2 separate regions of the Homo sapiens genome follow, and region 2 is linked to region 1. A link is a loop called in an ENCODE intact Hi-C map of the cell type or tissue named here. Cell type or tissue: MCF 10A. All regions are shown on one strand. Links, peaks and the distances in the headings refer to the core of each region. The heading gives the core; the rest is flanking DNA.

Region 1 (16,253 bases), core at 5,063-13,062:
TTCCTGCCCTCCTGCTCCTCTGCTGAGCCCTACTGTTCTTCCTTCTGGAGGATCCCAGATTCCAGTTCTAACCAAAAGCATACCCCATCAGACAGCCATACCTGTGAAGATAACGAGTCCTGGGTCACATAGAAACTTAACACTCTCCAGCCAGGTGCAGTGGCTCCCTGCTGTGATCCCAGCACTTTGGGAGGCCAAAGCAGGAGGATCACTTGAGGCCAGGAGTTTGAGAGCAGCCTGGGCAATATAGTGAGACCCCCATCTCTACAAAAAATATTGTTTAAAATTAGCTGGTCATGATGATGGGTACCTGTAATCCCAGCACTTTGGGAAGGTCGCTTGAAGGCAAGAGTTTGAGACCAGCCTGGGCAGTAAAGCAAGACTCTACCTCTACAAAAAAAATTTTAAAATGTAGCCAGGCATGCTGGCATGCACCTGTAGTCCCACCTACACCAGAAGCTGAGCTGGGAGTATCACTAGAGCCCAAGAGCTTAATGCTGTGGTGAACTATGATTGTGCCACTGCACTTCAGCCTGGGTGACAGAGCAAGACCTGTCTCAAAAAATAAAAAAGAAAGAAAGAAACTTACTCTGTGTGGTGATGTTGGACGTGAATCAGGTGTTAGGGAAAGACTGTATTCACACTCGGTTTCCTTTTGCCAGTAATTCTACATAATTCCCAGTTTCATGATGTACTTCTTATGGAATTTCACTTGAATGGCTTAAAATTATGTACTTAATTACCTACAGCTCCATTTGCCGTGATCAATGGTTCAGTCCTGCTAAGGTGACACCTGGCAGCAGTCATTTACAGTAAGCTGGCAGGGGCTAAGTGGGAAGGCCAGTTCATTCCATTTGTTCACATCGTCTATCGAAGATGCAAAATGTTTTTTTTTTAATGAAATATCTTAGACAGACCAACACCTCAGGCCAAGGAAGCTACATTTCACCAGGTGCTCAAGAGCTAAACGATCCCCAAGGTCCCTAGAAGCTGTACCATACCACCATTCCACTGCAGCCATAAGTGGCCCTGTGTCCTCTAGGGGCAGTATTTCCAACAAATTGCCTTGATTTTTTTTGTTCTTCTGCCAGCAAGACGCTTATGCCTGTCTACTTAATTATGTTTAATGCTTCTAGCTAAACTGACTTGTTTGAAGGGGAAGAGACTAATTCGCACACCAATGCAAATAGAACGAACATGAATAGATTATGGGAGAAGGAGGGAAGTATTTATTGTTTATCAAAACAGCAATGCAGACTCCTCATTGTGCACATGAAAGTCTACTGATATTTGTACTTTATGTTTATACAGTACCTAACCATGTGCAAGAGCTTCCACATACATGACCTCATCATATCAAGAGTTCTTCAATGATACGACTTTCATTCCTGTGCCAAGTCAAAGAGTTTCAGACAAAGTCAAGAGACCCTCTTGCTTCTACCTGTGGCTCTAAGACAACCTTGATTCAAACCTTGGTAAGTCTTTTCCACTTTGTGCCTCCAAAAACAAATAGTTGAATCTCACTCCCCATTTCCCATGGGGCAAGAGGCTAGTGAAGCATGAGGAATTTACTGGATACTCTTTGGAAGAAGGGAATTAGGACCTAGGTTGTGGCCTCATTACCTTAGATCCCAAGCATGCTAGTAGGCCTGCAGTTGTGTTACTCAGACTTATGGTGGGGTTTCAGAATCTGAGACTTTTAAAATAGGAAAAGAATATTACTTTTCCCTATTACCATTTAGAAGTAACTGAAGCTATTTTCCACTGACTTCACTAAAAATGCCACTACTGGGCTAAAAACAAGCAGAAAGTGTTTGATTCTGATGGAAAATCCTTTCCAAATTAATAGAATGCAACCAAGGGGTGTACCTAGAGTGGTGCATTCCAGGATGATCAAGCTGGGAAGAATCAAGGAGATCACCTTGCCCGATGCTCCCATTTTACAGATGGGCAAACTAAAGCCCAGAAATCGCAGTCTGAGGTCCTCCGGCAAGTGTGACAGAGCCAGGGCTAGAATGCAGACCTCCTGACTCCCAGGCCTGGGTTCTTTCCACCACCTGCGCTTCTCAGATGGGACACCCACTCCCAGGAGGCACCTGGTGGTGAACCCAGCCCATGCAGGGCCATGGGCCACATGTGCTGTAACTTCTGGATCAACAATTCTACTTGATGTGTTTTAGGACTAACACTGTGCAAAACATACAGCAATCTCTCATTGAGTAGAATGAAAAACTCCCATAAATTTTCACGTGACACAAATTTCTACAAATGCATGTTGGCCACATGGTAGGTCACCGTGTGCTGAACCCCCAGGTGCCAGACTGGAACGGAGATGTTTGGTTAGGACAACTTATATGGAGAACTTGGAGAGGCGCTGCACTTTACCATTCAACATCAGAACACCACCACTGCCACTCTAAGAAATGGAAGGTCATGCCTCGTTGAACCTTCCTTTTTGTTCAAGAAGACTAGAAAGGTGGGTGAAAAAAGTCTTTCCTATACCTTTTCTAAAGCATTCCTGCAACAGATTTGATGCTGGTTTGCACTGTCAAAGCAGCATTCAACAGGGCAAAGGGATGCTCTCGAAGGATACTCCTGCCATGGGGCTGCCAGAAAGAAACAGAGCAGTGACCCTACCCAAGCCCACACGTCCTGGTCCCATCCCTGTAGGAGGCCAAAGATGTTCCCCAACAGATTTGCCTTGGTCATTCTGCTGCTCCTGAACCCTGGGACCTGTAACAGAAACCCTTTTCTCCATCTCCACATAGAATTCCTGAGGGGTACTGGGGGTGAAATGAGAGGATGACCAAATAATTTAGCTTACTCTGATAAAACTTTTCAGGGAAACTGGCATGTTCAATGCAAGTCAGCAAGGTTGTATGTTTTAAATTAAGCACCTTGGGACCAGGCAAAGTGGCTCAAACCTGTAATCCCAGCACTTTCAGAGGCCCAGGAGGGCAGATCGCCTGAGGTCAGGGGTTCGAGACCAGCTTGACCAACATGATGAAACCCCATCTCTACTAAAAATACAAAAATGAGCTGGGCATGGTGGTGGACGCCTGTAATCTCAGCTACTCAGCAGGCTGAAGCAGGAGAATTGCTTGAGCCCGTGAGGCAGAGGTTGCAGTGAACCGAGATTACGCCCTTGCACTCCCGCCTGGGTGACAGAGCAAGACTCTGTCTCAAAAAAACAACAACAACAAAAAAAATTAAGCACCTTGGGAAACTCTGCATATGTGTCATCAGCCACCATGAGGGTCCAAAGCTTCCTTTATGTCATATTCATGACGAGTTTGTTCATTTAAACACCACAAGGCTCTGAATAACACAGTGGATAAAAACTGTGTGAGGAAAGAAAATATACCTGTGAGGAGGAGAAAAATAACAGGGCAGAAAGAGGAGGGGTGACACCGGGCCGTTAAGCATTCATTGGCATTTGGTGACTGGCACAGAGAGAATGCACTGTGCAGGGAGCCTGGTGCCCCATGGAAAGTTCCCGAAGCAGAGGCAGCCACAGTGCTTAGAATATGGCTGCTCGGTATTTCCACAGCATCTAGAACATCTTCCCTTAGAAAAGCCTTCCTCTGTCTTCAAGTGGAGGCACACGCTATGCATTTTTTTGTTTGCTTGTTTTTTTTTATTATACTTTAAGTTTTAGGGTACATGTTGTAAATGACAAGCTACGCAGTTTTAACTTCCTCTTGGAGACAAGGGGATTATTATGTTCCCTCTGCCTGGGGCAGCCTTCGCTGCCATAAACACACCTGGCCCCCACCTTCTCAGGTGTTTGCTCAGCAAGGCCTCCGGTCATCAACTTCTTTAAAATCAATCCCCATTCCTGGCCCCTGGCATTCTTCTACTCACTCACCTGCCTTATTTTTCTCTTGAACACTAATCATTGTCTATTACTATATATTTAGTCGTTTATATTTTTAATGTCTTGTCTTCCCCCATTAAGACTCCATGAGAGCAGAGATTGTGGTCTCTTTTGTTTACTGGATTTCCAATGCCTAGAACAGAGCCTGCCACATAGGCTGTATTTGAAAATTTTCATTTCTGATAGTGCCTTTCAGTACAAACACCTAAAGCTGCTGGGGGAGACATCTCAAACATTCTTTTGAACGCCTGACTAAGATGATAGCAACAAGCACAATCCTGAGAGCATCAGAAATGAGGTTTTTTTCTGAGACTCCATGCTGATCCCTGGGGGCTGAGATCAGGTTCAGAAGATGATGGGGTGATACGGGTTTAGAAGTAGCCAGGTGTCTGGTCAGGGTGGGAGATCACGTCAGAAACCCTTCGAGAAAGTCATCATTCCTGTAAGGTAACACATCCCCATGGGTGAACTAGGGCACAGCCCATCCTGCAGAGGGAGGCAGAGGGAATAACTGCCTGTTTTTGCCTTGGTTCTGAAATAGCAATCCCTCAATCAATCAATCAATCACATACCTTCTGAAAATTCCTAGCCACTCACCCACACTCATTCAGATCTGGAGTCTGAATTCCCACTCTATGAATGGCCTCAAAACTTCCAAGACAAATATCTACATAAAGTAATCCCAAGTTGGCGCTTCCCCAGATCTTGGCAAAGGAAAGTGTCAATTCCCAATTCTCTCTGCAAAACACAACTCTAAGAAGTACAAGGGACTTGAGCTCCCAGTCAAAAGTCACTAAATATATGAGGAAGTAAGTCACCATGAGAAAGTCAGCAGAAGCTACAAACCACAAAATAAGTACTGCAAAAACAACAGGTATGGCAATCATCAGATACAGAAAAAAAAAAATCTATTATTACATTTAAAGAAATACCAGGGAATTTCAGAAAAATATCTAAGTGAAGAACAAAAGACTATAAAATCACTAGGTAGATCCTAAAAGTACCAAGCAAAACTTCTAAAAAGGGAAAATATAATTGATATTAGAAACTCAATGAATGACTTAAATAACGTATCAGATTCAAAGAGAAAATTGGTGAACTGGAAAGTAAATATTAAGAAATAGCACACAAAATGAGACAAACAGAGAACATGAAAAAGAGGTATCAACGGAAATAAATCACCAAGAAAGAAGACCCAAAATATATGTTTTTAGAACATCAGAAGAACATAATAGAAACAGCAGAGAAAAGCCACACTTTGTAGAAATAATGACCAACAAATTTCTAGAATTGATGAAAGACACCAATCCTTAGATTCAGCAACACCAAGGAATCTCAAGAACAATAAACAATAAGAAATGAACACTCAGTCTGCAAAACTCTAAACAGTGCCTGTGAAGCAGAATAACATACATCAGTATCAATCCCTGTGAGGGGAACACTGTGTACCTGTTGCTAATCCTAGAGGAACACTCAAAAGTCCTTGCATTTTCTGCTAAGGTTCCTAGATATGGCAGGCTTCCAGGTCTAGCAGGAGGTTTTGCACTAGCCCGGCTGTCCCAGTGAGTCTGGTGAGATGGAACTGTCACACAAGTCAGGCAAAGCAGATTTACAACTCACAGGTGAGCAGCAAAGATAAACAGAAGCCGAGGATCCATGGCAAACCAGTCCCTCGGGTTCAGGAAAGCTGCCCAGGGCAGATGGAGTCTTGTCTACACGTGCCTCACTTCGCATCCCAGCCGAGAGACCCTGAAAGGGCTGTGTTTTGGTTTTTATACCCCAGGGGCAACATGGTTTGCTGAGCCCAAGCTTTGCAGGATATCCTGTTCTAGGAAGATGTCCTGGATGGATAAATCCCAGCCTGTTTCAGATGGTTCCTGCTTATCTCAGGGTGTTGCATTCTCAGTACCTTCTCTCTGAGAATTGCAGGCAAGAGGGGAGAGAGCTGGGTTGGCCAAGAAAAATTTGGAGATTTGCCTCCTGCCATGCCTTCCCTCCACACCAAAGACACTAAAAGCACTAAAAGTCGATGGAAAGAAAAGCAGATTATCAACAAAAAGAATGACAATTTCATAAAATCAACAGCAGTAATGGTATCCAGAAAACAATACAACAATATTTTCAATATCCTAAGGGAAAGTTCTGGTTTTACGAGACTGCATAGGCTAATAACAACTGAGCCAAGATATCACCGACTTTTTACACAAAGATTTATTTTATGTTTGTCCAAAATCTCCTATTAATCAAGTGACTCTCCAGGACATTGTGTACCATACAGTGAGTGACTCATCAATCCAGGCTGCCTACATCTTGAGGCTCCACCATCTCAACACATGGCCTGCAGAATCACCAGAGAAGGAGAAGAGCTAAAGGGTCATGCTGGAGATGCTCACTGTGCCTCAGTCCAGAAATGACACCTGTGGCTCCGGCTCCCAGTCCATCAGCCAGAGTGACTCACAGGGCTCCACCCAGCTGCAAGGGAAGATGTTGCAGGGGAGGGGAAGAGCATGTGAATGTTCAGGAAGCACTGAAACTCCTGCCACTCTTCCAAGGACAAAGGCAAAGTAAAAACATATACTGATAAACCAAAACTGTTAGAATCTGTTACCAACTGATTCTCATGAAAGGAACTTCTTTAATAAGACAGCATTTAGGAATAGGGAAAATGATCCCTCCCACCAAAAGGTCGGAGGTGCAAAAAAAAGATGGTGAACAAAGAAATGGCAGCCATGTGAAAATTAAGTAATTACTGACTGTATCAAACAATAGCAATGATACTCAATTTGTAGGATTAAGAAAAAGCTCAAGCTGGAAACGAAATTCTAGACAAAAGCAGCATAATCCTGGAGGGATATGACTAACAGTACAGTGTTTTATGGTCCTTTTACTGTTCTAGAGGACTCTGTCAAGTTAAATATAGATATTAAAATATCTAGGGTAACCACCAAAATAACAGAACTAAAATGCATAATTTTCAAACTTTTAGAGGGAGGAAAAAGTGAAATGAGAGAAGAATAATTCAATCAGTCCAATAAAAGACAAGAAAGGATGAGGGCAGGGGGAATGGAGAGACAAGATAGGACAGGAGTACAAAATAAAATCATATGAATAAATAAAATTATTTTAAAATTATGGTTTTTTTATTTTTCTTATATAAATGAATAAAATTATATCAATAATTGAAACAAGTGTAAATGGGCCAAACTCTTAAACTAATAAGCAAAGATTATCATTCTTGTTTTCCTAAGTCCAGCAATACACTATCTATAAGAGCTGTATCTAATCACAATGAGTAAACACTTACGTGGTCCTCACCATGTGCCAAGCACTGTTCTGTTCTGACTACGCCGTATTTATCTATTTAATCTTCCCAATAGCCCAGTGAGACAGAGACTGTTTTGATAAGAAAAGTAAATCATAAGGACACTGTGGGAGGCCACGGCAGGCTGATTGCTTGAGCCTAGAAGTTCAAGACCAGCCTAGGCTACATGGCAAAACCCCATCTCTCCAAAAAAATACAAAAATTGGCCAGGCGTGGTGGCATGTGCCTATAGTCCCAGCTACTTGGGAGGCTGAGTTGGCAGAATCGCCTGAGCTTGGGAAGTTGAGGCTGCAGAGAGCCGTGACCATGCAGCTACACTGCAGCCTGGGCAACAGAGTGAGACCCTGTCTCAAAAAATAATAATAATAATAAAAGTTAATCATAAGGAAGTGAAATAATTTGCCTGAGATTAAATAACTAATGAGAGTGTGATTTGAACCCAGGAAGGCCCCTCCTAGAGCCCATACATTTAGCCTTTGTATTACACCACCTCTTAACCCCAGAAAGGGTGAAAACGAAGTAACACTGAAAGATATACCAGGTAATATTAACCAAAAGAAAGCTGACATCATGACATTTATATCAGACTTTAAGGAGAAAAGCATTATCAGCAATAAAGAGATAAAAAAATAAAGATCACAAGAAGATTTAATAATTCCGGGCTGGGCATGGTGGCTCACACCTGTAATCCCAGCACTGTGGGAGGCCAAGGTGGGCGGATCACTTGAGGTCAGGAGTTCAAGACCAGCCTGGCTGAAATGGTGAAACCCCATCTCTACTAAAATTCAGAAATTAGCCAGGCAACATGGCGGGTACCTGTAATCCCAGCTACTCGGGAGGCTTGAGGCAGGAGAATCACTTGAACCTGAGAGGCGGAGACTGCAGTGAGCTGAGATCGTGCCATTGCACTCCAGCCTGGGTGACAGAGTGAGACTCCATCTCAAAAATAATAATAATAATAATAATTCCAAACTTCTATGCCCTTTATAACATAACTTCAGAATACATAGATTATCCAGTCTGTCCCTGGATCTAAGGGAAAGAAAAGAGCATAGAGTAAAAATGGACAAAACTACAAAGAGAGGTTGACAAATACACTATCACAGTGAGATTCTTTAACATACCTCTCTCAGTAGACAGAAAACCAATAAGGCTATAGAACATTTGAACAAGCTTGATCTGTTGGAGACATATGAAACATAGCACCCAACAACTCAAGAATACAAATGCTTTTCCATGTATATATGGAACATTCATAAAAATTAATCACATACTAGAACAATAAAACACAAAGAACAAATTTCAAAGCATTATCCAAACCATGGTTTCTGATCACAATGCAACTACCTTAGAAATCAATAATAATAATACACAGCTAAAAATAGTGGTTTGACCAGAGGGTAGACAATTCAGATGAAGAATGTGCCAAGTTAAACTAAGAAAGTAGCACTAGGAATAGAAAAAAAAAAGAGGATGGATTCTATAGATATGTCTAATATTGGCAAAGAAGGAGTTGAGGAGATTGCCAAGGATTATAGCTCAGACAACTGGAGGTTGGCAGCAGAGCCACTAATCAAGAAGTGGGGAAATCTGCGAAAGAAGAACGTGTGAGGGAAGAAGTGAAAGTGATATCAGCTACTGCAAGGAGTTGAAACAGGATGAGGGCTAGAAAACAGGACATTAGCCCTGCCTTCAGCGAAACTAATTTCATCAGTGCATAAAGCCGTGGGTGCCAAATCCAGACAGGACTTGTTTGAGGAGTGAACCGGAGGCAAGGAATGAGTCAGTAAGTGTGGATCTCCCTTTTAAGAAAGTTAACAAGGAAATAATTTAATAAGGAATTGTATAAGAATTTCTTTCTTTTCTTTTCTTTTCTTTTTTTTTTTTTTTGAGACACAGTCTCACTCTGTGGCCCAGGCTGGAGTGCAGTGGCACAATCTCGGCTCACTGAAACCTCCGCCTCCCAGGCTCAAGCGATTCTCCTGCCTCAGCCTCCCGAGTAGCTGGGGTTACAGGCATGTGCCACCATGCCCGGCTAATTTATGTATGTATATATATATATATTTTTTTTTTAGTAGAGACTGGGTTTCACCATGTTACCCAGGCTGGTCTCAAACTCCTGAGCTCAAGTGATCTGCCCACCTTGGCCTCCCAAAGTGCTGCCCACCTTGGCTCCCAAAGCATAAACCACCACACCCAGCCAGGAATTATATAAGAAATGTAATAAGGAAAGAGGGATATGGGAAGAGTCAGAATGCTAAAGAGGGAAGGATTTATTGTGTTTTCTAATTAATATTTAGAAAATAGATTTGGGGGTACAAGTGCAGCTTTGTTACATAGATATATTGTGTAGTGGTGAAGTCTGGGCTTTCACTGTAACCCTCGCCCAACAGTGTACACTGTACTCATTAGGTCCTTTTTCATCCCTCACCTCCACCACCCTCCCACCCTTCCGAGTCTCCAATGTCTATTATTCCATACTCTATTTCCACATGTACACATTTGGATACACATTTAGCTCCCACTTACAAGTGAGAACATGCAGTATTTGACTCTGTTTCTGAGTTATTTCACTTAAGATGATGGCCTCCAGTTCGATTTATGTTGCTGCAAAAGATATGTTATTCTTTTTTGTGGCTGAGTACTATTCCATGACACACGCAGACACACACACACACACACACACACACACACACTCATCACATTTTCTTTATCCAGTCATCCATTGATGGACACTTAGGTTGATTCCATATTTTTGCTATTGTGATTAATGCTGCAATAAACATATGAGTGCAGGTATCTTTTTGATATAATGATTTCTTTCCCTTTGGGCAGATACCCAGTAGTGGGATTCCTGGATTAAATGGTAGTTCTATTTTTAGTTCTTTGAAACATCTCCATACTATTTTCCATAGGGGTTGTACTGATTTACCTTCCCACCAGTAGTGTACAAGCATTCTCTTTTCTGTTTCCTCACCAGCATCTGTTATTTTTTGACTTTGTCATAATTGCCTCTGTTTGTGTTAAACGGGAAGACTTGAGAGAGTCAAAAGTAAAATAACTATGTACACAGCCACTAGGGGCTTCAGTGATCCCCTCCAACAGCTGCCCTCCATCATGACTGCATGCCACCCTGCTCACCGCCCTTTAATTCTTGTGGGGTTGTGGGGCTGGAGAGATGCTGCTGAGCCTGTTCCTGTCCTCTACCATCCCCAAACCCGATTACCAGCCCCTTCCCCTTCAACAGCTCCCTGCCCTTTCTAAATCCCAATGCTGGAGTCATGCCAACACTGGTGACAACCCCCAAGTTGAATAAAAATTGAGAGAACTGTAGTTCTCAGTTGCAAGGAAAAGAAAAGCCCCAGAGTAAGACGGGGTGTGGTGAGGTACCGGACAGAAGGAAGGTGGGTGCATCGTATCCTTGGGAAGACGCATTGCTCTTTCTGGTCCCAAATGATTGGTCTTTCTAAAAACTACTGCGGGATTGAATGGGTTGTGGTGGGATGGGACAATAAAATTCTCATTTTAACATATGCAGGCAACTTGAAAATGGTATTGTATCGGAGCCAAGCATGGGCTCTCGCTAAAATTAAGGATGCACGTATTAGACTTCTTCTTTTGTAGTAGCAGGATGTTAGGAACAAGCACAATGCCTTGGAGGATAATGAAAGTACAGTGTGCAGAAGAGGAACCTGAAATTGTTATAATTATCATGGTAATTGTTAGTCAACCTCCTAAAGCAGGAACACAATGGAGCCAAATTATGTTACCTTCAAGTGATGATCTGGTTCCTTTCCCATTTCTTTGTTTCATTGTTTCCTCCCCAAGTCCCCTATTCTGGTGTTCCCTCCCGCTCCCTGGCCGACTCAGACCTTCTCCTCCGTGCTCCTTGTGCCCTTGCCTTTGTCAGGGATGGCTCACAAACTATTTTAATAATGTTTTTCTTATTAAAATTTAATATATGTGCATTGTGCACATTTTATAAAATATGTTTATCGTAGAAAAGTAAAAAGAAGAAAATAACAATCATCTATAATCCTGACCACCCAGAGATACTCACTGAGTGTTAACATTTTCATGTATGTAATTCTCTTCTTTCTTATGTGTACTCTCTCTATACCTATACGTATATGTCTATATATAAAACTTTATTAACATAATAGCTGGCACCAGAATTGCTCTTCAGAAGATACCTGACTTTGGTTGGAAAGATGCTTAGATAAATACTTGCCATAGTTAAAAGTTGAGAGAGTCCCAAATTACCCCCACATCTGAGAGCCAATGGGGGAAGATCCTGTAAATATCCCAGGGAAAGGAATTCATTGTTTCCAGAGGGGCGAGGGAGAGGGAAGGGAAAACAGAGAGGGGGACGAGTGGAATGGCACAAAGCTGTGCACTTCATTATGTGACTTCTTCATGCCCCCTCCCCCCACACCCCCGCAATCCTCAATGAAGTTTGCTGAGCTCAGGAAAGCCTGGTGTAAGTGACTTCCATGTTGTGGAAATAAAAGAAGGGGCTGAATCCATATCATAAGCAGTGGTTGAGGCAGCCCTTGAGGAAGATGGAATCGCAGAAGCAAAGGAGATCAGAAAGATGTAAGACTCTGCACCAGCCTGCACCCTAGAAATTAGAGGAAATCTCAAAAAGAGAGTAGGGCCTCATGGGAATTTCATTCAGCATTCAGCAGACAGAAAGGCCAGTTGCCAACTTCGAATTACACACACACGCACATGCTCGCACACGCATACACACATGCACGCAGAGCCAGAAACCTCTCCCTTTTTTTTTTTTTTAAAAAAGGACCATATTACTTATAATTGATATAATTTACAAATCGTGATGATTAGTCTTGCTTCACCTATGCACAAATACCCTGTGATCCAAGTATATACTTCACCTGGTAGTGCCAAACCAGAAAAATGACCATGCAAGTCGCTGAAACCATGCAAAGCCATCATCTCAGTAATCAATGGGAGAAATTATTACTGTCTTACGGCTTTTAAAAACTCCCCTGCTGTCAGTTATAAATAGACAGGGAAATTAAAAGCTAGTAAAACGAATAGTTATTTAGTACACTATAATTTAAACATTAGAAACATTCAAAATTAAAGTGTTTTATTTCTTTGTAAAAAAAATACTAAGAGGTGTTTGAACAGTGGCTGCCTTCTTCTTATCATAAAGCTTACAATACTGAGTGAGCCTCTTTTTTATGCCTTGGCAAAGCATCCTACTCCTTTATAAGTCTGGATCTGTTTCCAATATTTTATCCTCAGTGCTTTCAATGTCATGGAATATCTCGGAGAGTTCCATTAACATTAAATTTTTTGCTGATGCCACTTTCTTGGTTTTTCTATTCTCTGAACTTTTAATATACAATTTATATAGAGTAGTTTCATGCAGACCTTGGTCTCTCCTAACTTTGCTTTCTTGTTGTTATTTTCAAATCATTTAATCATGTTCAATTTCACTTCCAGCAGGTGAAATTCACTTTCTTTGTTGTACTTTCATCTTTGTTGTCCAATTTCTTCTTTTGATTATCTTTTTTTTTTTTTTAAGATGAAGTTTCACTCTTGTCACCCAGGTTGGAGTGCAATGGCGTGATCTCGGCTCACTGCAACCTCTGCCTCCCGGGTTCAAGTGATTCTCCCACCTCAGCCTCCTGAATAGCTAGGATTACAGGTGCCCACCACCACACCCAGCTACTTTTTGTATTTTTAGTAGAGATGGGGTTTCACCACATTGACCAGGCTGGTCTCAAACTCCTGACCTCAGGTGATCCACCTGCCTCGGCCTCCCAAAGTGCTGGGATTACAGGTGTGAGCCACCATGCCCGGCCAATTATCCATTTTTGTAAAATGACACAAGGATTATCACTGGGAGACAAGGAGGTGACATGATCACACACTTTGCCATCTATGTAAAAACTGGAGTCCTGGATAACAGATGCAACAGACTTTGAAAGAAGTGGCATGGTTGGCCACTGATCATAATATGCATCTGTTATTTACTTAGGAATTAGTTGGAAAGAGCTACAATTATCCACAATTAATATATTGTGGTAACTGAAAGCTGAACGATGTTTCTGAGGGACTGGTATACACAGGAAGACTGCCAGTATATACTTGGATCACTAGTACAGTTTTAACTCAACTGTAAAAACTGAAATTCTTGCATGCAAAACAAGGACTGTCTGTACAATGTATTTTCTATACTTAGGGTATAAGAAATAAAACTTAATTTGGAATTCTTAGTTCAGGTTCTCACTCAAGTCTCTCTTTTCTGGAGTTCGTTTCTATTTTTTCCTCCCTATCCTTGCCATCTTCTCTCTTATTTGAGATCCCCTAGTCTCTTCACCCCCAATTCCCACTTCCCTAAGTTTCTTGTCTTCTTCTTGGCTCTGTTTGGGCCACCTGAATATTAAAAGAAAAGCTTTGGATAAATTAAATTTAACAGAGTTTAATTGAGCCAAGAACGTTTCACATATCAGGCAGCCCCTGAGCCAGAGCAGATTCAGACCCTGGCTTTGCCACGTGGTGGGAGAGGATTTATGGACAGAAAGGAGAAAGCGACGTACAGAAAGCAGAAGTGAGGCACAGAAACAGCCCGATTGGCTGCAGCTCGGTATTTGCCTTATTTGAATACAGTTTGAACAGTTGGCTGCCTGTGATTGGTTGAAGTACAGCTTTTGTGATTGGCTGAGACTCGGCTACTTGTTCCAAGAGTAGGTTACGGTCTCTTTACACATCCAATTGGGTTCACTATGTATGGAGCAACGTTTAGGCTGAACTTTAAATAGGTAAGGAGGCAGCTTTAGGCTAAACTGAATTTAACATGAGAATAATATTAAGGTCTAGAGAATGTTTAGACTGTCGATGGTACTGCCGCTCACTGACAGCCTAAATGGGCTGGGCTTGTCCCCTGAAAGATAAAACAAGGGAAACCAGCTCCCTAAATTAAAGGCATAAATCGTTGTCCAATCCCAAAACCAAGACACCATGGAGTGTTGATAGATTTTTTCCAGGTATCATCGCTGCGATTCTACCTGTAAAAGAACACCTTGAGAAGACGCCATTCATCACTCTGTCTGGGGGTGAGTATAAAGATGGCACCCAGAGGACCATCAAGGAGAGAAAACTCCAGGAGAGCTCATGGAAATAGTAACACAGCAAAGGGAGAAAGAGAGAAAAGTCGAACTCTGAGTTCCTCTCTAGGGGAAAGGAGGAGGTAAGGAGATGGATGGGATTCTTGAGGACCAGAAACTGTGTGTGTGCTGCAAACTCATTTTGTAATCACTGGAGCACCTAGTCTCTTGCATGGAGTGGCTATTCCTCCGGTATTTGTTCCACAGAGAAAAGACCCCTCATTTGACCTTCACCGGTGATGGGGGCCTGGGTTATTCTTATTTCTTCGGAGGAGGGATGCTGCTCTGTTATTTTCTATAAAATGGAGAAAATTGCCTCCAACTGACCTAAGGTAACTAATTAGCAATCTTAAGGGCGCTTGGGGGGGGGGGGAACACAAGTCATTTGATTAATAGAGCACAAACGAAATAGGTGAGGAGAGGCAGCCAAATGCATCTCCCCGAAACCCAGTCAGCCACACAAACTTTCCATATTCACTGGAACAACGGGGCTGGAGGCAGAAGGTGTTTGTTTTGCTCTGATAACAGGCAACCCCAGCATTTGGTGCCTGCTTCAGGGAGCCAGTGGAGCAGAGGCAGAAGCCTGAAGTAGCTGGGAGGAATTCAAGCAGACTTGAAGAGGAAAACAAAAGCTCCTCTGCATAAAATCCCAACAGCAATCTGATTTGGGCTCGTTATAATTCTGTCTTCACCTGCTTCTAATGGTCTCCCTCTTGGGGAAAAAAGAAATCAGAGACAGCTGATGCCATATAATGAATTCTATATGCAAAACAAACAGAGAGAAGGCTTTGTACCATTAACATGAGATACCACCACCCAACGCACTCTTTGCGTTTTGTTTAATAGAGCTACTCTCCAGACCCCTCATTAGCTGCTCTGAACAGGGAGGGAGAGGCCCAGCAAGGTGGTTCCAATAAAGTGATTTTTTTAGTTCCTGAGATCTGGGGCAGCTGGCAGAAAACTGTTTGCAACATAGACACAGCCCCTGAAGTCTTCTTCTGTCTTCTATGAATTCACTCATTTTTTCCTCCAATTAAAATAAAAAGAACAAACGGTCCGATAAAGAATGTTACTCAATTTATAAATTTGTTTATATGGGCTAGGGTGGTGGCTCATCCCTGTAATCTCAACACTTTGGGATGCCAAGGCAGGTGGATCACCTGAGGTCAGGAGTTCGAGATCAGCTTGGCTAACATGGTGAAACCCTGTCTCTACTAAAAATACAAAAAATTAGCTGGGCTTGGTGGCGTGCGCCTGTAGTCCCAGCTACTAAAGAGGCTGAGGCAGGAGAATCACTTGAACTTAGGAGGCAGAGTTCAGTGAGCCGAGATCGCGCCACTGCACTCCAGCCTGGGCAACAACAGTGAAACTCCGTCTCAAAATAAATAAATAAATAAAAATAAATAAATTTCTTTATATGAGAAAAATGCCAAGGAACAGAGATTAAAGCACACTTAAAAGTTTTTTGGTTTTTGTGTTTTGTTTTTGTTTTTTGAGACAAGATCTTGCTGTGTCACTCAGTGCAGTGGCATGATCCCAGCTCACTGCAGCCTCAAACCCCTGGGCTCAAGTGATTCTCCCACCTCAGCCTCCTGAGTAGCTGGGGCTACAGTAGGCACATGCCACAATGGCCAGCTAATTTTTTGTATTTTCGTAGAGATGGGGTTTCACCATGTTTCCCAGGCTGATCTCGAACTTCTGGGTTCAAGTGATCTGCCCGCCTCAGCCTCCCAAAGTGCTGGGATTACAGAGGTGAGCCACTGGGCCTGGCTACACACTTAAAAGTTTAATGGCTACAACTATATTTAAATTAGATGAAATAAAATTGATTAGATTCTAGAAGATGATATATATGAGTAATACATATATTTGGAAACTACAGGAGTATGAAAACATTTAGTGTTCCAATTTC
Region 2 (16,253 bases), core at 5,086-13,085, 330 kb before region 1:
TATGTAAGTCAGAGTGGGAATGACAGGCTAGGGCTCGATTTAAACTAAATTATAAGAGCCTGATTCTCAAAATGTCATAAAAACCCAAGAATACATTTCTAGGAGGTCACTCACATAGGACTGTTTTGTTCTGGACTCCCAGGCCAAAACCTGCAGATTATCATCTTAAATACCTGCTCCTACAGTAAAAATGGGGAAGGGGAAGAGGAGCCCCCAAGGAGAAGGAGGGGGAGGACAGTGAGGAGGAGGAGGGGGAGAGGGAAAGGAGGAGGAGGGGAGAGGGAGGGGGAGGAGGAGGACGAGGAGGGGACGAGGAGGGGAGGAGGCAGAGGAGGAGGGGAAGGAGGGGGAGGGGAGGACAATGAAAAGGAGGAACCACCATGGTGACTGCTGCCTAACACAGTATTTACGAGGTGCCAAGCCCCACTCTGGACACTGCACATATGCTCATCTTCCTGCAATGCTATTACTATTCCAATTTTACAGGTGAGGAAGCCAAGGCACTGAACATTTAGTGTTCGTATGAGGCTGGATCCACACCCTGGGGAGCTCAGGGCTGGAGTTTATGGTCTCAGTCATTTAGCTGTACTGCCTCTAGATAAGATAGCTTCCTCCCTCCCTCAACTAAATAGCCAAAGTTCAATTAAGACATTGTACTAACCATTCATCTCAGAATATGTCTGGTCACTAGAAATAAATTCCTACAAAGATGGCTGACTAGGTTCACTGGCTGATGGAGCACCCACACTCAACCCACCACTGGTCTGTAGATGCTTGTCTTGTCCCACTCTCTTCTCTCCACCCCTACCGAAGGCCTTGGCCTGGTATTAAGAAAGTCAGCTCCTAGAGACACAGCAGGGGCCAGGCATCTTGGCCTGTGCTGTGCAAAGACACCCACAGACAAGCGTGGGGAACAACGGCCCAGAGGCACAGGCCCCGCGTAGAACAGGGCCCCCAGGAAGGCTGTACACGGAAGTGGTACCTCGGTGGAGACCTAAGGGAGGCAAGAAGGAACAATGGGGACTAGCGGTGGTGGGTGTACCAGACAGATGGAACAAGGGAAAGATCAAAAACAGGAGGGCACGGAAGCGGCAGGATAGTCTGAGACCTGTATTCTAGAAATATCACTATGGCTATAAGGTGGGGGCAGACTAGAGGGCACAAGAGAGCCCAGGAGGCCATTTCAGTAATGCAGCAATGGGAAGATGGCATGCTGGACCCAGTCCAGGTCCCGGAGGGACAGAGCGGAGACAGGTGCAGCTAGGAGGGGCTGGCAATGCAGCAGGAGGAGTGCGAAGGGGAAGAAGAATCAAAGACGGCCCCAGGTTTCTGACTGCAGCACTTCCTACACAGGTGTGATGTCCACCGAGAAGAAATGCAAGACAGTTGCTGGGGAGGGTAAGAAGCAGTGCTAGGAAATATAGAGGAGTTTGGTTTGGAAATGATGAAGCTACTGTGAGATACCAAGAGGAGGCATCTGCAAACAGATGGAGGCACAAATCTGGGGTTGTGAAAAGGCCCCGGGTAATTAAAGCTACTGGTGAGCAGGAGGGAGACCACTCAGGGAAGGTGAGGTGTCAGTGCAGGGGAGAGGAGAGGCCAATGCTGCAGGGACAAGTAGGAAAGGAGGAGACCCCGCATGACACGTGGGGAGCAGCACTGGCCTCGGAGCCAGAGCCTTGGGTTCCAGCCACGCCTCTGCCAATGGCAGTGGGTGTTGGAGTCTAACTTCTCTAAGATTAGGAGGCTGGGCTCAATGCCTCTTGCACAGCGGGTCCCTGCCTGCCCAGTGTTCTTGTGTAGGTGATACATTCAGTTAGCACTTGGGGGTCTTTTACATTTGCTACCTGCTTCGCCCATGTTTGATATCCAAAAAGATTTCAGGTTCTTTGAGGGTAAGGAAAGCTGTCATATTCCTTCTGTATCCTTATGGTACCAAGTGCGCTGGTGGCCTTACAATAGTTGCTCAATAATAAATGCAGCTGAAAAAAAAAAATCCTCGCCCTACTTACTCAGATTGATTGTACTGGCTTCGCCTACTCTGCAGTGGAAGTTTTTCGTTACAATCCCCCTCCCATACATTTACATACATTATAAGACTTATTTACACTAGCATCAGTGCCGCTCAAAAATGGAAATGTACTGAATGCAAATGTATGAAGAAGGCTCTTGCGCCCAGTAGCCACTGGTATCCTGGCTGTGCTACCAACAGATCTGTGTGTTTTCTCCCTTTTAAGGGGAAACTGATGCAGTGACAGACAGGTCCTCTTTTTAGTGACAAGTATAAACTACTGAGATTAGACAAGTCATGATGTGGTTTATGCTGGGTCAAAAGTTGCAGAGAATTCAAAGCCTGTGATCTTGTAAGCCCGCTTTGATTTCCCAGGATGCAGACCCATCTCTGCTTTGTTTCCACCACCCTCAAAGGAGGGATGTTGACAGTGAATGCAGAATGATTACCCCACAGACAGATGGTGCTTCAGGAAAGTGTAGACAAGGGAGGGCTCAGCAGCTCTGACCAAATACTGCATTCCATCAGGGAAGTTTAACCAGAGGTCTAGGATGCCCTGCCAACCAAATGAGAAACATGGGACAGGAGAACGCTGCTGCCCTGCCTGGCATCACCCCTTGGTCTAGAGTATTGGATGCATCCACACGCAGCCTCTGGAAAGACCTAGATGCCCTAAAGTACAGCGCTGTGGTCTTCGCTCCCTTTGTAAATGGCATCTGGGCCAGAGAAAGAGAACTCTAAGTCTTCTCCTACTTACTAACTTACCCCAGATGGTAGTGATTATTGTTATTAGACATTTTAATCTGGTTCAAAATTATGTATCCTAAAACCTCAAAATATGTATCTCCCAAATTGTTCTTACAAATGCACACAACAGAGGCACAAATGGAATTAAACCAGGGCCATGAGTGTAATCAGACGGGAATCCATGGCTGAGCGACGTCTACTTACCTGCCATAATCAGAGAGCACAGCAGCTCAAATTCATCCTATCTCTAAGTACATAAAATAGCAATGACATCTAAATACTATGACACTATTTTCAGAAGCAGTAAACCCAATAGGTGAGTTTATTAAATAGTTATGGAAACTAATTAAGTGTAAATATAGGTTTCGTTGTTAATAGAATATTCCCAGTATAATCTGTCTCTGATCCAAATAAGAAAAAAATAAGAAGTGTTCTTGGCTCAGTTGCCAAAGGCAAGTGGTCAGGGGAGTGGAGGAGGAAAGGCGCCGTGGGGATGAGGAGGTACAGTGGCTGGAAGATGAGCAAGCCCCTTAGGCACTATTGATCGAATCTATGCGTGCAGGGCACTGTGCAGTCCAACCATTCGTTTCCCAGAGGATTGGCAAAAAGGATCCAGAAGGGCTACCTGACTTATCAACTGCTGCAAAACTCAGTAGCTTAAAACAATAAATGTTTATTACCTCACACAGTGTCTGAGGGTCAGGAATCTGAATGGTTCTGGCCCACGATTTCTAATGGGGCTGCAAAGATTTCGGCCAGGGCTGCTGTTCTCTGAAGGTTTGCCTAGGGCTGGGGTCTGCTTCCAAGATGGGTAACTCACGTGGCCAGGAGGCCCCAGTTCCTCACTGGGGCCCATCCAGTAGGGCTGCTTAAGTGTCCTCCCAAGAGGCGGCTGGCTTCCCCAGTGAATATGAGGAAGAGGGCACATACAAGAGCAAGGGAAACACGGTGATGCCTTTTATGGCCTAGTCTTGGAAATCACTCACTGTTGCCCTGTCACAGTCTGTTCATAAGAAATAATGAACCATGTCACCATGTCCAGCTCACGTGAAATCGGGTTTGGTGGAGCTGAGACTAGCCTCCAGTTTTGAGAGGAGGATAATAAAAAAAATTGGTTAATATTTAGAATATTCTAAAACCACTACATTTATCAATGCCATAAGGCTTGCTAGTGGCAGAGACTGCTGCACCCAGCCAGTCATTTGTGTGGGACAGGGGTGGGGGGCAGGGGCTGTGAGGTGTTGGAAGCCCAAGAATTGAGTCACAAAAGCAGCAAAAATGTGGCTTCATCTCACGCTGATGTCTTACCCATGTCCAATATAAATACAATTACCACCTCTGGTAACATTTTTGAATTATGAAACACCACTAAAATAAACATGCTTACATACATAAAACTAGATAATAACAAAGAATAAATGTTATGTATATTGCTAAATCATCCAAAGCTGCTTCCATATAATTTAAATGGCGAACATCATATTTGTTAACGGAGACATAAAAATATTACTGCGGGAGAAAACAGAAAATAAATGGGCTGTTTTTAATCTCTGCTTGCTGAAATATATGTTGTCACTGTTAAATTATTTCAGCTGACTAGAACATATGGTCAGAGGCAGATTAAATTACCGAAAATACCATCTGAATGACTACTTGATTCCCTTCTAATCAGTTGTCTAGTTTTCACTGTTATTTGATGACTTTTCAGTAATTACCACTACAGCCAATCCACACAGCAACCCTCAAGTTTTGGGGAAAAAAACAGGTTGCCAGAAATTTTTAAATGATGTAATAATTTATATTTCACAGCCCATTTCTCAAAAGGTAAGACTAAGCTAAGCTGCAAAGCTAAGACATTACAAACTAACTAAAATACTGTTCACTCGAAAGCAAATTTTTACAGAGTAGACTTAGTTTCCCGCTAAAGACCAAGACCTCCCCTGATCAAGCATTTTCCCTATAAAGTGACCCATGGGAGAAGCAGAAGGACTTATTTCTAATTCTTCAAGGTTGGCGTTCCACCAGGGTAGTGTAGAGGAATAATCTTCAGGTCTTCTCACAAGAAGGCAAAAAAACTTACTTTCCAAATAGGCTGTGTGACCTATTAATAAACTCACAAATTTAATTTTAACTCACTGGGAAAGGGTCCTGAAAAAAGAACACCAGAGTTAACTAGGTGATTTCATCTGGATAGCTGTCTCCTCCAAATCTGATGTTGAAATGTGATCCCCAATGTTGGAGGTGAGGCCTGGTGGGGGTGTTTGCGTCATGGGGGTGGATCCCTCATGCATGGCTTTGTGCTCTCCCCATGGTAAAGGAAAGAGTTCACACAGATTTGATTGTTTAAAAGAACCTGGCACCTCCTCCCCTCTCTCTCTTGCTCACTCTCTTGCCATGTGACACACCTGCTCCCCTTCACCTTCTACCATGATGAAAAGTTTCCTGAAGTCCTCACCAGAAGCAGATTCTGTTGCCATGTTTCTTGTACAGCCTACAGAACCGTGAGCCAAATAAACCTTTTTTCTTTCTAAATTACCCAGTCTCAGGTATTCCTTTATAGCAATGTAAAACAAACCAATATACTAGGCTAGTAAGATCACTCTGAACCATGGCAAAAGTTCTCTTAAAACCAGAAGCCTGTACTGTGTAAAACACTGGTATCTATGCATTTATAAAAGAGATCAGTTTTTGCTTCTTAATAAAAATCCCCATTGAAAGCAAGAACAGTTTGGTTTACAAGAAAGAGTGGTATCTTTCCTCCTACTCATCATTAGAATAGAAAGGGAACGTAATATACCCTAGAGACCAGAGACAGGCTTCATTCAGTCTCTCAAATATTTCTGAAGCATGTTTTGTGCCCCATGTAGCAGAAGTAGCCATGGGCCCTCCTAGTTTCATCACCTAGGGAGAACAGGTAAAATATAGGTAGAGAAGTAAGATCAGCCTACTGCAAGCTTTGAAAGCTCCAGCCCAACAGCTCCCAAAACCTCTACTTAGGCAAGAATCAAAAGATATGAAAGGTTTAAGAATGAAGACCTGGGTAGAGTACAGAGTGAGGAACAAGACAGAAAGGCCAAGTTTTGGATTTCCCAAGGCCTGTTCCTGCCCTGGCCAATATAATTACAACTTTAGGGAATGGGACCCAGCCTTGGGGGTTTTTCTAGAAGCTCCCAGGCAGTTCTCAGTGTTCAGAACCACTGGCTTCATCCATGCATTTCCAGTTTCACTTTCACTGCTCCAACTTAGTTTATGAAACTCAATGCTGCGAAAATGAGAGGAGGGCAAATTTCTATTTTGGATTCAAAGTCACAAACTGCTTTATACATACTCCACTTGCTCACAAATAAAAAATATGTTATGATAAAGGTCAGCACTTCACTTATTTTACTGTGTAACCTCAGAGAAAAACACACTGGTGGGGAATAACGTGGGGCTGCTCAACATTTGAGAACTGTAACAATGACTTGTGCTGAAGTCGTGAACTACAATCGCATAATTATTAATTCTCAACCATTTAACTTCTCTAACAGGCAGAAAGCCTGGTGAATCATCCTGCACATTGATTCCACGCACAGTCGGTCAATTGTCTTCATTTAACAAAAATCCTCCTATTTAAATCCCTATAGCTACGCACAGATGAAATGGCCATCGGTGACCCAGCCAGTTGAGTCTAGAACCTCTGGGCATAGAAAATGCAACTAGGAATAGTTTGCAAATGCACTGGCATATCCAGTAAATCCTGGTCTATCTCTATGACCTTAGGCAACTCAGGCTGCTTCTCTGAGCCTCAGTTTCCCAAGATATAACATGAAAATGTAAGAACCACTCTATCCCATCCCCTTTGAACTATAAGGCATGACACAAGTTAGACATTAAGTCCCATCATTAAGAACATTAAACTTGCCTTCTTCCAATCTGGGGGTCCAGCCTTTACTCCTCTTCCAGTTACTATTCAGGGGTACTAAACTTCCCTTTCTCTCCATAATTAACTCATTCAACAACTTGTTTACAAATTTATGCATATTTTACTTCTGTGGTCTTCCTCTCCCAAACCCATAACTCTCATCTAATCATGAGAAAAAACATCAAACAAACCCCAGACGAGGAATATTCTAAAAAATCCCTGACCAAGCCTCCTCAAAACCGTCAAGGTCATAACAAAAAAGGAAAGTCTAAAAAAATGTCACAGTAAGAAGACATAATCACTAACTGGAATGTGGTATTCTGGATAACATATTAAAACAGAAAAAGAACACAAGGGGATGTTGTAAAAAATCTGAATAAAGAGAGAACTTTAGTTAATAACATATCAATACTGGTTCTTTACAATAAATGAATCATACTGATGTAAGATTTTAATAACAGGGAAACTTGGTATGATATATATAGGAACTTTCTGCACAATGTTCCCCATGTTTCTGTAAGTCTAAAACTGTTCTAGAAAAAAATAAAATTGTAAAAAATTACAAAAATGTGCGCATAATCCTATTTACCTAAAGGGAAAGCAACTACACTGAAAACTCCTGGGCCAACATCCGTCAATCATGTATTTCCTGGGTGCCTGTTCATTTTTAATGGAAATTTTAAGCCCTCTTGCCTCCCTCTTCGTTCAAGAAAACTCAGGTACAAATCTCTTGATAAATGCTCGAAAGCCAATCTTCCAATGAGAATAATCAGCTCAGCTCCGGGGACAGGAGGGGCAAGGCCTCAGAGGAATCTATTCCACGCCACCATCCTCTCTTCAAGAGCTGCCAGACCATCCTAAACGTTTTAGCCCAGAGAAAGCGAGCACAAGGGATGCCACTCGCATGCAGCTTTTCCTCATTCCTAGGTCTAAGTAAGAGTTTATGAAGCAGGTCAGCTCTTAGCTCCTGGTGATAACTTCCCATTCCTGAAGGCAAGAACAGCAGGTCCTTTAAGAGATGATATATAATTCTAGCCCTAAGTTAGCTGAGCGCCCGACACTTTAAGGAGTCTTTTATGGCTCCATTTTCTAACACTTGCTCCGAGTCCACCGCCTCCCCAGTCAGGGGGTGGCACACAAAGCCCTCTCTCAACTGCAGCTCACTTCTTGTTCTGGGTTTCCCAACCACAGCTGAAGCAGGTTCTTTTACTTTAGAAAAATGAAGAATTTCTGCACACTGGACTAGAAAATGTCTCTTTACAAAAAAAAGGGGGGGGTATTTTAGAAAATTATTTCCCATGTGATTTATGTAAAAATCAATTGCATTTTAAAAATTTAAAAATAATCATTGCCAATAGGTAAGAAAAAAAGGTGGGAGGAGAGAGGTGAAGCCCTCAGGCAGCACTTGGTGATGAGCGGGGCCCAAGGGCCACAGTGGAGCAGCCGCAGGGAGGCCAGCAGGAGGCAGCCTCGTCAGCCGGCCAGGCTGCAGCCCTGCACATTTCACACCCGTGCTGCTCCACCGCCCCTTCCTCCCATCACCACGGCGCTCCTCCACGCTCGGCAGTTCCCTGACCTCCATGTCAATATCCCCGCAAGGCTGCTTTCCTCCCCACTTCACCTCAGCCCACAAGCAGGTCTCACAGAACTAAAGTGCAATGCTCCTTGTCACCAGTAGGTGCCACCATCTCCCATGACCACCTGGTTAAATCCTTCCCATGAGGGCCTAACTTCCATACAACTGGTTCCTTCCTAGGCCTGCTCTGTAACCACTGAGTCAGAACTGGCTCCATGCTGGGAGTGGTGGCTCACGACTGTAATCCTAGCACTTTGGGAGGCCAAGGTGGGAGGACAACTTGAGCCCAGGAGCTCAAGACCAGCCTGGGCAACGTGGTGAGACCCTGCTTCTACAAAAAATTTTAAAAATTAGCCAGGTGTGGGGATGCACAGCTGTAGTCCCAGCTACTTGGGAGGCTGAGGCAGGAGAATCACCTGAGCCCAGGAGTTTGAGGCTGCAGTGAGCCAGGATCGCATCATCGCACTCCAGCCTGGGCAACAGAGTAAGAGACCCTCTGTCACCCCCCACCACCAAAAAAATAAAACACTTGACTCTGTTTTGAAGAGCATCTCCAAGAAAAAAAAAAAAGAGTCTCAGAATGATATGCAAAGAGCCCCAAGAGGGCTGAGGGTTACAAACGAAATGGAAAATTTGTAATTAAGCTTCTCCCCTGACTTATCTCATCACAAATCATTACAGAGTTGGAAATTCTTGGCAGTACAGCCCAGGTACAGCCAACCCAAGTGTGAGTGAGAGGGACTAATGTTTATTCAACATCCACCCCAGGCCTAGCACTAGCATGTTCTCTCTTTTACTCCTCATGACTCCCCCACTACAGCAATTCTCCCCCATTCTGAGGTTCTCTGTACAGCAATTACCCCTTATCTTCAAAGGGAGAAACCTCAAACTTCAGTTGACTTCTCTTTGGGTACCATTAGAATTAGATCTGGATTTTGGGAAAAGGGAAGAAAGCAAGGAAGTTGGGGGAAAGGAGAGGCTTTCCCAAGCTGCCCTGGGAGACAGCAGATGGCAGAGACCAGCACATCACACCCACTGGTCACAGCAAGAAGGCAGAGACAAGACATGTCCGCGTGCTCACTGAATCCCCGGAGTCCACTGTCCTGCTGCCATCTCTCCATGGCAAGGCCAAGGCTGTGCAGCCTCAGGACTGATAAAGCAGGCATTTGAAAAAGGCCTGACAAATCCTTTCAAAGTTGGTAAAATGATATGACCCACGTGGGATATTTAGAAAGATGGTGAAAGTAGCTAGAGATGAGAAACACCGTGTGAGGCACACCATGCAAAATGTGTGCTATCTGCACCCAAGAAAAAGAAACTCATGAGTGACGCTGCGGGGAGGAGTGCCTGAAAAAGTTCCTAACAAACAAGAAATACATAGGGACTGTATGTTTCTTTTTATTCATTTAAAATGTACATTTTCTCATTAACATTTTCTTTGCTCAAGGTTCAGCAGCTATTAGCTGTGTGACTATTACCCCAAAACCCTATAAGGATTGTCTTAATCTATTTTTTTCAAAAGGTCTTTTTTTTTTATTAATTACAAATTGTTCTTTCACAAAGGATTTGTGCAGAGGACACTGTCATGGCTTATTAGACCACTTTAAAGACAGGTAAACACAGGGGTTAAGGCGGTTCATACAGTCCCATCAAAGCCCAGACTCCATGTCAACCTGATCCAAAACAGTGGTCTTTCCACAGTTGCAAGCTCTTTTCTTAAAAGGTTATTTCAATCAGATCACAGTAGCTGAGTGGAGCACATTCACATCATGCCTAATATGAGTGACCTACAGCAGGACTCCATACAGAAACCTCCAGCCCTGTGGGGCATCTATCAGCCCTCTCCAGGGGCTCTGGCTACTCCGAGGGCCTCCCTCCCTCTCGAGTGCTGCCCTGGGACAGGTTGACCAGTGCCACCCAGGGACAAGCTGTGAGATCCCCTACCTCTGGCGCCACTTATTTGTAAGTCCATTCTCTGCCTTCAACAGCTGGGACATTCTCCATACTATCTCAATACTTGGCATCACAACCAGGCTGCAGATGTCTCACTACCTTATTTTAAAAGCAAAAGGACACAGTGTAAATTAAACCTTATCGGAAAGCAACTTGGCTTGGCATCCAACATCAAGAACTAGAAAGCGACTGAAAATCTTTAAGCCAAGAAATCTCACTTCTGTAAATTTATCCCAGTGAACTAACCTAAAATAAGGAATAAATCTTATGCACAAATACTGCAGCATTATTTATAAGAGAAAAAACAGAAGAAACTTAGAACATTCACCAATACAACGTTAATTTCTGTTAACAGCCCCTTCAAAGAATACTATGCGCCCATTAAAATTATAAAGATCACAGAGCCACATGCAAAATGCTTACGTTAAATGAAAAAGCAGGAGACAAAGTTTTATGTACACAATGAAACAACTATATAAAAATCTGTATCCATATGGATTAGCCTGGAATGAAAGGCACTGGAATAAAAATGATTGTGTTAAGAGTGGAGAATGATGAGTGTTGGCTCTCCTTCTCAGACTTTCACATGTTCTTTAATTATCTTCATGAATTGTTGAATAGTTTTAAAAATTTAGCCCAGATATGTTAAAGTTGGAACTTCGACCTTATGCAGTATTTCACATCATTAAGGGATCTTATCTGGCCAGTGGTTCCAAATGCTGCCCAAAGCCACTACAGGAACCTATGGGGCAGGGGACACAAAAGCTGTTTCTAGAAACAGGTGTGAGCTGACCTCTGCTTTTAAGGTTTGGGGTCCAGGCACTACTGTAGAATCTCAGGTAGCCTCCCTTCTCCCTTGGAATTAGAAAGAGGGCTGAGAGGCCAGGCGTGCTGGCTCACACCTGTAATCCCAGCACTTTGGTAGGCCTAGGCAGGTGGATCACAAGGTCAGGAGATCGAGACCATCCTGGCTAGCATGGTGAAACCTCTCTACTAAAACTACAAAAAATTAGCCAGGCGTGGTGGCGGGCGCCTGTAGTCCCAGCTACTCAGGAGGCTGAGGGAGAAGAATCGCTTGAACCTGGGAGGCAGAGGTTACAGTGAGCCGAGATCGCACCACTGGACTCCAGCCTGGGCGACAGAGTGACTCCGTCTAAAAAAAAAAAAAAGAAAAAGGGCCCAGAGACCGTGCTGTCCTGGGCAAGAAAGAGATCACATGATCGGATGCAGTCCGCCAAGCCTGCTGAGAGGCTCATCTCCTCTATGTACATCACTTTCCCTACTGAATCTTTGCTTTCTCCAAGAAACGGGTCAAACACCAAAGTGATCTTGTGCGCTTATCACCGCTGTTAGCAGTAAATGTGTACAGGGAACTCGGGTGCTGACAGTGCATGTACGGGCAATCACACACACAAGGAGAGAAAGCAAAGCACCGGCCTCTACTGGGTACTTCCCCATGGGCCCGACGGCCCTTCTGCCCCCAACCCAGAACATGGAAATAACAGCAACAGTGATGCCACCCTCACAGAACTGGCATTTACCAGGGATTTTCCAAGTGCCAGGCATTGTAGAGGAGCTACACGTGTGCGATTGCAGTTACGTATGTGTTCTTCACAGTATCTTTGAGGTATGGTATTTAATACCCCTTTTATTAAAAAAAAGATGACAAAACTGAGACCCTCCCAAAAAAAACAAAGTCAAGAGCACACAGCTAACAGGCAGTGTATCCAGTGTCACATCAGGCTGTGACTGGCCCAGAGTCCAGGCTCCATCCACCACCCCCGGCCAGTTCTGGGACAGACAGACTGACCCCGTGTCCATGTGGTTGGGAAAGCTAAATCCAATAAGCTCACTGACACCAAGTGACTGGCACAGGCCTGGCCCACAGCAGCCAAGACAGTCAGTGGGGACTGTCCCTCTTTCCTCTTAGCTTCCCTGGTCCAACTTCAGAAAACAGTAATTTTACCAAGATCTACTTTTAAAGGTTGCTTCTCCTTTCCACACACTTCGTCTCATTTGATCCTGATGGGAAAGCTGAAAAGACAGTGAGCTGCTGTGAGCAGCTCGGGCTTCGAAGGCAAATTCAAATTCCTGCTCTGGAGCTCGTAGCAATAGGAACCATGTTTTCTATCCACTGTGATGTGGAGGAATTAAATAAAAGGACATACATGATGATGCTAGCAGTGTCTGACACACAGAAGGCTCTCAACAAAAACTGAGCCCAGAGCCACACAACCGCCTGAGAAGTTACACCACACCTCCCTCATACAGCTGGAAACGCTAAAGCATGAGAGATCGCCGGAGTGACCTCATCCCATGCTCTCTGATGAGCAACAGCACTGGGAACAGTCACTGCTCATCTTTCCACTGCACCTCAGCCCCACGGAGTCCATGGAATTCAGGAGTGGCCAGTGGCCCACAAGATGTGCGCACTCCATGGAACTTGTTCCAAGTGGGGCCTGGATCTCACCTCACTGCACATGAAGGTTGGGGGATTTAACAATTCCTTTGACAAAAGTTTGTTGTTGTTGTTGTTGTTGTTGTTTTAATGCGGAGTTTCAAAGAACATGTTTAGCTGATTCTTATCTTTCTGTAAGCCAAAGATTCACGTGTCCACTGACTTAGAAATGCAGGGGTCAAGGAGAACTTTCCCCATCACCCTCTGAAGGTTCACTGAAAACTCAACTCGAAAAAGTCAGATTAATTAGAGAAAAGGCATACACATTGATTTAATGTGTACACACAGGAGCCATCAGAATGAAGACCCAAAGTTACAGGGGAAATTGTCCATTCTCATGCTTAAGTTCAACACAGTATGGACAGTCATGTGGAAATGTGACTGGACAAAAATGGTAGGTTCCAATGCCAACAGACCGAGTGGGGAAGCCCAGCAAGGCCTGTCCATCTAGATTCTTCTCAGCCTCTCTGAGCAGCATTCCTTCATTCTGGGTTGGGGCAAGACCCTCTCTGGAATGGAGTGGAGGGGTGGGTCTTATGACCTACAGTCAAACAGTTAAGTCACATACTGTTTTTATAAACAGTATTTACATAGCAAGGCAGAGGGAAAGTTAGAGCTGCATTTTCAGGGTTGATGGCTGGCTTTGGGGAAAGCAAGTTCTGGTTCCTAGGACCTGTTTTAGGGAAGAGGGATTCTAGCTTCTATGGAGGGAATCTAGCTTCTAAGGGCAGCCTTGGGGAGAAGGAGACTGGCAGCTGGAGGGCAGGAGAAAGTGAAAAACTTTTGCTTCTGAGGCCTTCATTTTGGGATATTGTTTTCTGAACCCTAAGGGAAACTAGAAAGAACTATATTTAGAATTCTAAAACTTTATAAATTATTCATCCATCTTAGTAGCATCACCCGGAATGCTAAATTCTCAGAGGATGAGAAAGAGTGTATGGAAAATGTGTGGAATATGGTAGGTGATCAGATACAGGAGCTTCATCCTAACACCCTGAAGAACCCGGCATGTGTTGGACCAGATGAATTAAGTGCTGGGAGACTTAAAGGAAGGCTGGTTAGTCTTCAGTGCTTGTGAAAATCTGCAAAGATCACTTGAGTCAAATCTATAAGAATGTGGAAACTCATTCACGTCTATACAAGCTTGTTCAACAGTACTATAATCCTGAATCTTACCAGCAAAACCAATGAACTGGAAGCGCCAAGATTTTTTTTTTAATTTTTACAGAATTTTGCTGGTTAGTCTTACTTTAATAATACCCCATATTATTCCAAAAAGGATTGGGTAGCTTAAAACAAAAGATCTAAATAGAAACACAAAAGAAATGGAACATGGTGGTTGCAGAAATGACCAAGTAAAGATGCTGTGGTCAAGTTGAATTTTTAAACTCTGAACTTCCCAGAGACAGAAGTAAAATAAGTAATAGAAACAAGAATTAAGGTGTAATGAGATCAGTTATGGCCCAGAGACTTCATGTATAGTCTCAATTAACTTCACAACAATCTCAGGAAGGCAAGTATCATCATATCCATTTCACAGATGAAGAAATGGATGTGAGTCACCCGCCAAAGGCACAATGGTCAGAGAGCAAGTCAGAATCTCAATTCAGGCTGGACTTTGAAGCCTGTGCTCCAACCAACCATATGCTCACCATCCAAATAAAGTCATGAGTATCTTAAGAGAGACTGAAATTCAGCTGCTAGATTCCAAAATGTGCCATGAAAAGAATGGATTTTGGGGACTGGACTGCAGTGGATTGGAAGTGGCCATATTTCTTTGCCACGTCTGCACAGACAGCTGGAGTCGGCCTCTGGACTAGGCCATGTGATTTGCTTTGGCCAATTGGATGCCAGCAACCACGAGGCAAGGAGGGGCTTAATACACACCTGCACATTGGACATGCCCTCTTAGAATGCTGCCCTGAGACCACCATGGTGTAAGGAAGCTGGTCTATGCTACTGGGGCATGTGGAGAGTTGAGGAGCCCCAGACAATAGCTAGCAAATACTATAGGACACGTGAGGCCACCTTGGACCAGCCAGCCAACGCTGCTATCACTTGACCACAAGGCACACGTGAGCCCTGGGGAAGTTAGCAAAAGGACCGCCCAGACAGTCACAGGACTGTAAGAAATAATACATCATTCCTGGGTTAGGCCATTCCACTTGGGACAGTTTGCTAGGGATCAAAGGTAACTGAGACATGAATGCAGAGTGAAATAATACAGGAAATCCTCAACAACAACTTCACAATAGATAGGAAGTAGACTGTATATGGCTGTTGCCCATAAAAACACTGGAGACACAACATGAAAGGGCAGTTCAGTCAACAGGACTCTGTATGGAGCAAAATCTAGTACTATCCACAGTTTGTACCAAAAAAAACCCTATTTGGGGTATTATATCCCCTTCTGTAACACAGAAAAAGGGTCTAAGAGAGCCTGCGCATCCACAGGGCTTTTTAAAACAGCTTTTGAGCTTTAAGAGCCATCTCTGATAGAACCAACTTATTCATCTGAAAGTTTCGTGTTTTTTTTTTTAGATGGAGTCTCACTCAGTCACCCAGGCTGGAGTGCAGTGGGACCATGTTGGCTCACCGCAACCTCCATCTCCTGGGTTTAAGCAATTCTCCTGCCTCAGCTTCCTGAGTAGCTGGGATTACAGGCGCCCACTACCACGACCGGCTAATTTTTTTATATTTTTAGTAGAGACGGGGTTTCACCATGTTGGCCAGGGTGGTCTCAAACTCCTGACCTCAGGTGATCCACCTGCCTTGGCCTCCCACATCTGAAAGTTCTTTTGAGTCTTCTGCTAGGAAGAAGAGATGCAGAGATCATTGTATACAGGGAGGCCCTGGCCCTCAGAGATCAGAGGTGAGTGCAAGGCATGGTGTGTGATCCTGGCCACGTCCAACGCCCTTCCTAAGGCTCACTCTCGCCTACAGAATGGGGATAGTGGTCAACAGTCAGCACAAAGGATTTCTGTAGACACCTGGTACAATGCCTGGCCCATCCTACATGTTTGATAACATCAGGGATTGTTATTAGCACTAGTGGAAAATCTTGATACTAACAGTAGAATCATTTCACTATGACAGAGACAATGGGTTGGAGAAGCACTTCATGGAAGGGAGTGAGGAAGGACTATGAGATGATGGTGGTCATCCTGGAGAAGGATAATCGTCTGATCAGTGAGCAGAAACTAAGGACATTGGCCTAGGAGTGGGGAGGAGGGAAGCACCTGGGTGGTGCGGCTGCTGGATTCAGACGACACCCCACAGAGAGGACTCCCCACTCCCCTTGGCAACTCTTGGCAGTCCCAGAAGGCACAGCAGCTGACTCCTCCAGAGTAGGAACAAAGCTCTAGCAAACAGGGATCCAGCCAAAGGCCAGCCAAGCTGGCACTTCCAACAGGTCCACAATGAAACAGCGATTCAAGGAAGAGGAGGGTCATTGCACCCAAAGCCAGCCAGCCTGCAGGTGGGGGGAGGTAGACAAGGTATCTTCTCCCTCAAGCTGACCGACAGGCACTTGGCCTGCATGAGACATGCAGTCTATCACCTTCACCACGTACAGCCTGCCCAGTGGGAACCACAACGGCTCGGG

Evidence for each region. A loop is a pair of places that touch in the nucleus more often than their neighbours do. Peaks named below come from ENCODE experiments on the same cell type or tissue, not always from the same donor. Only the 100,000 strongest peaks of a DNase experiment are listed, where the experiment ranks them.
Region 2: a loop joins it to region 1, with 5 times the contacts of the local background. A loop is called at or near these places in 12 of 110 quality-filtered maps.

Annotation. Positions count from the first base shown.
Region 1 is chr1:229,834,047-229,850,299 of GRCh38, reverse strand. LOC105373162 (a long non-coding RNA gene) reads left to right here. Exons shown (of 4, transcript XR_001737830.1): 2 at 1,312-1,475; 3 at 2,291-2,476; 4 at 14,222-14,424. Among named protein-coding and RNA genes, the nearest start is that of LINC01682, 44 kb to the left of the region's middle. In MCF 10A, for the core only: no CTCF peak of the experiment used is centred there; DNase peaks (open chromatin) are centred at 6,309 and 8,919.
Region 2 is chr1:230,159,648-230,175,900 of GRCh38, reverse strand. The region is part of intron 1 of GALNT2 (polypeptide N-acetylgalactosaminyltransferase 2); the gene reads right to left. Among named protein-coding and RNA genes, the nearest start is that of GALNT2, 100 kb to the right of the region's middle. In MCF 10A, for the core only: a CTCF peak has its summit at 8,333 (motif pointing right); a DNase peak (open chromatin) is centred at 8,360.